Linked DNA regions of Homo sapiens: region 2 is linked to region 1. The links are chromatin contacts, found by Hi-C in ENCODE. All regions are on one chromosome and are shown on one strand. The core of a region is the stretch at or near the end of the contact, and the rest is flanking DNA. Distances in the headings are between cores, read along the strand shown. Region 1 holds the start of TTC13 (tetratricopeptide repeat domain 13). Region 2 holds the start of GGPS1 (geranylgeranyl diphosphate synthase 1).

Region 1 (2,924 bases), core at 256-2,755:
TACAAAGACAGGTAATTCACTTGCTCAGAGATACAGAAAGTGACAGAGGTAAGTAAATGCCATTCTTTCTCCACCGTGCAAGGCTGGCCGTGTTACTTACGCCGTTACCAGCTAAGGCCTACCGCAAAATAAAAAAGTCACAAACCTCTCAGTGAGTGACACTTCCTCAAGGAAGTCAGACTGTACTAAAAGGAAATCAGATTGTGCTAATCTTGACGTCTCATCTCAACTAAAAAAAAAAGGTATTGTTTTCCCAGGTACACAATGCCGAAGAAAACCACTGCCAAGTCTTAAAAGCAACCATCTCCCAGTGGGTTCGGTAGACCCCGGTCCTTCCCAAAGCAAGCCATAAGGGAACTCACATAGAGAAGGGGGAAAGAGAAAGGGAGGAGATTGATGGGTAAAAAGACCCACGACAGAACTTCAAAACAAAAAAATGTACACACGTATTTTGTCCCAGAGGCATCTGCTATGATTTATTAAACTGAAGCCAATAGCGCCCATTCTTAATGAATGAGCTGGCGTAGCTCCAATACACACACGGCACTGACACACAGGCTCAAGGCCTGCAGGGGCCTTTTTTCCCTCTGGGAGACACCTGACAGATCGCAGGTTGATCTTAAACAACTGGAAGCAAGATGTCAACGAGCAGATAAGATGGGCTTGCTCTTTTTTTCCATTCCAGGGATCCAATTTTTAGGAACTGTTGTATACGAGACATTAACCCGGGAGGTCAGGAAGCCTGATTTCCAGGCCTAAGATGTGCCAGGCGTCTCCCTCCGGGGGCGGGCTCCGCAAGCCGCCGGGCTGGTTGCTCGTCCGCCCGCCCCTCCCTCGCCCCTTCGGCATCCTCGGGAGGCCGGCGGCGGGAACAGGGCTGCCCCGGGCCACCTGCCATCTCCTCCGCCACCCTTCCAACAGTTGCTTCAGACTCAGGAGAGAGGCCGCCCTGGCCCCAGGAGCATGCTGTCAGCTCATTTCTCGACTCGCCGCCCTGCCCAAAGGCGGCTGCAGGAGGGCGCGCGGCGGCGTGGGTGGCAGCGGCGGGAAGCTGCCCGCCAGGACCCCTGGCCGAGCCGGCTCCCGCGGATCGCGCGCCGCAGCCGGAGGCGTGAGGCCCGGGCGACCCGTACCCCGGCCCGGGACCCCAGCCCCGCTGCCCCGCCGCCCCGGCCGACTCGGACGCCCGCCGCCGCCCACTCACCGCCGCACTCGGCAGAGTACTGGTCCCCCCAGTCCCCGGACTGCGGGCTGCAGCCGCCGCCGCCCGCCGGGGCCTCCTGCTGCTGCCGGTGCTGCAGCTCCTGCTTGAGCAGGGAGAGCGGCGAGTAGTGCTCGGTGGCCAGGGCGCCTGGCCGCAGCCCGGCGGACAGGACCCCCAGCAGCAGCAGCAGCAGGACACGCCGGGCGGCGCCCGCGGCGGCCACAGCGCCGCCCCAGAAGCAGCAGCAGCAGCAGCAGCCGGCAGGTGCCATCTTCCCTCAAGGCGCATGCGCGACAGCCCTTGCCCGGCTCTCAGGCCTCCCCGCCTCTAACCTACGGCGGGCAGGTGGACCGTGGCAAGGGGGCGGGACAAGGGGAGAAGCATTGTGTGCTGGGAATGGTAGTCCCAGCTCGGCCAGCCCGGGGCCGCCTTGCCGGTGCCGGGACTACGAATCCCAATAAGCCCGCGCGGCGCAAGTCTTCCGGTCTGGCGTCTGACGTCTTACCCTCCACAGAATCGGAAGTTCTGGACTGCAGTTGAGTGGAAATGGGCAACGGCGGGCGGAGCGGCCTGCAGCAGGGGAAGGGGAACGTGGATGGGGTGGCAGCGACTCCTACTGCTGCCTCGGCCTCCTGCCAGTACAGGTGCATCGAATGCAACCAGGAGGCCAAAGAGTTGTACCGAGACTATAACCACGGTGTGCTGAAGATAACCATCTGTGTGAGTTGTCAGGTGTGGGGTGCCCTTGAGAAGAAAATGGCGCGGCGGGATTTGGGGACCGCGAGGAGCAGGGTCCTCTGATACAGTCTTTAGTTCGGTAGTTGACATTCCCGCCCGGGATCTTTGCATGAATATCTGTACTGATAGAGAACTCAGCTACCCGACAGCGCTTTTCTCATACTGGGGCATATTTGGGTGATATGACCTAAGCCGGCGAACGGACCGGACCGACAGACAGAGGTAGATGTGGGCATTTTGCAGAGAAATTTAAAGATCAATTAGGTTGACATTTTGGTTCATGCCAAAGCTACTTCCTTCTAGCTCTTCTCCCTTTGACAGAGAGATGGTACCATCCTTACCCTCCACAACCCATGTTGAATTCACCTACGATGCTTTTTAAAGGTTTCATCAATTGTCGTTATTGGATGTCTACGGTGTACAAAGCACTATGCTAGACGTTGGTGGTACAAAACCCAAAAGTGAGGAAGTAAAAATTCTCATTTCAAGGTGTTCGTAGAATACCTTGAACTTTCTGATGATTTTCCATCTCAGAGTTAAGGCCCGAATCCCTGAACTGGCTTATAAGGCCCTATGGAGTCTCCTGCTACTCTTTCCCTTCTTTATTTTACGGCAGAGAGAATAATCTTATGTTTAAAGAGTCTACAAAGTTGGAGGTTCTTTGGGGGTATTAATTAGCAAAGAACCTGTCACAGAATAGACAGTACATTTTTGTCCCATTTCAGATCTTGTGATTTTCTAATCTCTTTAGTAAATTATGGTCTGTAGTAATATACAAGAGAATTGACAAACTGAGTGTATACCTGTATAATCTGCCAACCACATAACGTTCTGATGCATACAACCTCAATTTCCTGTTCCTCTCTCAAGTACTTTCCCTCTTTTGTCAAAATGTCAACCCTTGTTAAATCCAACATATTGCCTGGTCTTGTCCCTGTACCCATGCAGCAGTACGTTGCTGGGGAAAAACAAATTTGTGACG
Region 2 (2,924 bases), core at 155-2,654, 4.3 Mb after region 1:
CGGCAGCTTCCCGTCCCCATTGTCGAGACCCGACGGAGTTTCCCGTCTACGACAATGACGCCATTTCTGTCAGAGAAGAAACTCACAACAAGCCCGGCGTCCGGCGCAGGGCCGGCCGCTCTCCCCTAGGGCCTCGGCGCCCGGCCGAGCGAATCCGCGCCCCCACGCGCCGCGTCCGAGCGAGAGGCCGGCCGGGGGCCACCGAGGGGCCAGGAGGGCCTGTGGGCCGCGGGCAGGACCGGCCCGCCACAGAGCCCCTGCCCACGTCCCGTTCCGGGCTCAGACCCGACAAGTGGGAGCGAGATCAACATCTGGCCCCGCCGCGGGGACAACGTGAGGGCCGAGGGCCCCGGAGGCGGAACGGCCCCCACCCTGCCCGGGCCCCCGACCGCGGCCGCTAAACCGCTGAGTGTGCGGCCGCCCAGCCAGGGGGCGGCTCGGACACAGCGGCTGCGGGGGGTGGGGGTTCCCGGGAGGCCGAGGCCCCGAATTCGGGCGCCGCAGGGACCACCACCGCGATCTTCCTCTGCTCCTTGGCCGGGCCCAGCGACTCCCAAAAGAACCCCCTTAGGAGACCACGAAAGCCCCAGAAAATATCCCTACCTTCCTCGGAGGCGAGATCTGACCCTGGCACGTCCAGAGTCCCCTCTCTCCTTCTCCCCCCCAAAACCAGCAGGCCCGGGGGAGAGATGGGGAAGAAGGGCGGCGGGTCCAGCGGCTGCTGAGGCAGAGGCTCCGGCTCCTCCTCCTCCCGCGGCGGCGACTGGTACCTTTGTTTGGCGGCCGCTCGGGCTCCCTGGTTGGGGGGAGGGGGACGACGAAAAATCCCCCCCGGACTGGAGGTCCGGGCCCCCAATCGCGCTGCCCTCCAGAGGACGGCGGCGATGGACCCTCTGCAGCTCCCTCCGGGCAAAGGTCCAGGCGGTGGCCGTGGCGGCGGCAAGATGAAGCTCAAGAGTCTCCCTCCGCTTCGGCGACCGAGCTCCTCACTCCGGACTCGACTGACGGGCAAACATCGCTTCCCCCCCACCGACTCTAGGTTCCCCCCCTTTCTCCCCTCCCCTAGATTTTTTTTCCCCCCCTCCCCTACCTCTTTCCCGGATGGCCTCTTAGACGACCTTGGATTGGTTAAAGTTCTTTAGAACCCGCCTATACACTGTTCCTATTGGTCCCTGGATACAAACAACGACGCCATTTTCCCACCAGTTCTATGGAAACAGAAAGTTACGCCTCAAGGCTTTCTGGGAAATAAAGTCCATACTCTGGGGCCAACGCGCAAATCCTCGTCCGCGAGAACTGCAAGGCCCGCAATGCCCTGCGCCTGCGTGGACCGGTGCGGGGGCGGGGGGGAGGTGAAAGGGGCGGGGCAACAAAGCAGTAGGGAGGCGGCAACGACGCCTGCGCAGTGTGACCGGGATGGCGCATTTTCTTGCACCAACTAATGCGGTGTCGCTGGCGGCTGAGGAGGGCGGAGAGTTCTGTGGTGAAATAGTGGGAAGGATTCATGTAGGCATCGGGAAGAGCCTAAGTCCACATTATAAAATAGGAAGTTGATGCGGGGTACAGTTACTCCCGGACCGGCGGCGTGAAAGTCGTGATATCATCGTTGAACTGTGAGCGGCAGTGGCGGCGGCTGGGGGGAACCCGGATGGGAAGAAGGGCGGGGGAGGCTGGGAGGCGGGGCAGAGGAAAGAAAGAAAGGAGAGTGAGGACCCGGATGCTGAACCGGATTGTGTATGAATTTTCCATCCCCTAGCTTTAAGCGAGGAGGGAGAGGAAGGGTTGGCCAAGTGGGGCGGAAGGGAGCATCTGAGCGAGGAGGAAGCAGAAACCTCACCGTTTCTTCCCCTCCGGACTCTGTGCTAGCACTGTATACGTTTGCAGTTCTCTGCCCAGCCGCTGTGGAAAATCGGCCTCGAAGTGATTGAAATTCCCTGTTTATATCAGGCGGCTTCTTTCAGATCCATCGTCTTTCTCCCGGAGTATGAATGGAAGGATTCAGTATGCGCTTCACATTTGTATGTCTCTGGCCATTCTCAAACCAGGCCCTTCCCTTTGAAAAGTCTTTTGCATGGGATGTTCACTTCTTAGACGCAAGGTTGTGTGCCCTGGTTTCATCGTCTAACGCGTTAGAAGGCGCTTTCATTTCTTCATGGGTGTTGAGCGCCGACCACTGGGGTGGCCTCTGCCTTCGTAGACCTGCGCCTGGTGAGACGGACAGATGCTGAACAAAACGATGTGAAATTACCGCAGTGGCAGTGCCCCAGAGGAGAGTTCCACGGTGATAGGAGAATGAGGGAATTTGGCTTCTTTAGGGAGGGAAAGGAAGGGTTTCTGAGCAAGTGAGGATCGAGCTGAGAGCTGAAGGGCTAGCAGGAGTTAACTAAGGAAAGAGAAAAGGAAAAGACATTCCAGACAAAAAGACTAACTTGTCAGAAAGCCCTGTGGCGGAAGGGAGCTTTTCCAATATGAAGAACTGAGCCTGGAGAGATGGGATGAGGGGGAGTGTCGAACCTTTTAGGCTTTGTAAAGGAGTTTTGGTTTTCTCCTAATAGCAATGGGATATCTTCCAAGGAATCTCAATCAAAAGGGAGAGATGGCTCCGATTGGAATGTCATCCCTGGCTGAAGAGTAGAGGAAGCGAAAAAAAGAAGAGTTAAAGAGGCAAATGCAGGGAACCCGACGAGGAGGCTATTGCCGTAGTAGTTCACATGGTGAAAAGAATGGAGCGTTTGTATTAATGATTATGGATTCACTCTTTGAACAAATTTCTGGCAGCTTTTTAGTTTTGAAAGTGAGAAGTTTCAGACTCTCACTGAGGTATTCTGTAGTTTTTTCACTCTAAAAGGAAACTAGTAGAGTTCATGTAACACACACTAATGCCTCTTTACATTTAACTTTAGTATGTGATAGCTGAAATTTCC

Evidence for each region. Hi-C counts contacts between places; a loop is a spot of excess contacts on that map. Pooled maps may share reads with other maps.
Region 2: a map of CD14-positive monocyte shows a loop between it and region 1 (16-fold over the local background). The contact joins the promoter of GGPS1 here to the promoter of TTC13 in region 1. A Hi-C loop is called at or near these places in 2 of 168 maps with a recorded cell type or tissue (CD14-positive monocyte and naive thymus-derived CD4-positive, alpha-beta T cell) and 9 of 50 pooled maps.

What each region holds. Positions count from the first base shown.
Region 1 is chr1:230,977,356-230,980,279 of GRCh38, forward strand. TTC13 (tetratricopeptide repeat domain 13) reads right to left here and starts at 1,506. Exons shown (of 23, transcript NM_024525.5): 1 at 1,205-1,506. The coding sequence starts at 1,475. It overlaps ARV1 (ARV1 fatty acid homeostasis modulator), which reads left to right and starts at 1,739. Exons shown (of 6, transcript NM_022786.3): 1 at 1,739-1,924. The coding sequence starts at 1,751. RefSeq lists silencers at 821-1,110, 1,131-1,390 and an enhancer at 1,671-1,970.
Region 2 is chr1:235,327,166-235,330,089 of GRCh38, forward strand. It overlaps GGPS1 (geranylgeranyl diphosphate synthase 1), which reads left to right and starts at 1,405. Exons shown (of 4, transcript NM_004837.4): 1 at 1,405-1,613. It overlaps ARID4B (AT-rich interaction domain 4B), which reads right to left and starts at 1,014. Exons shown (of 24, transcript NM_016374.6): 1 at 604-1,014. RefSeq lists enhancers at 1-428, 1,165-1,224, 1,465-1,554, 2,055-2,204 and silencers at 135-224, 235-464, 635-684.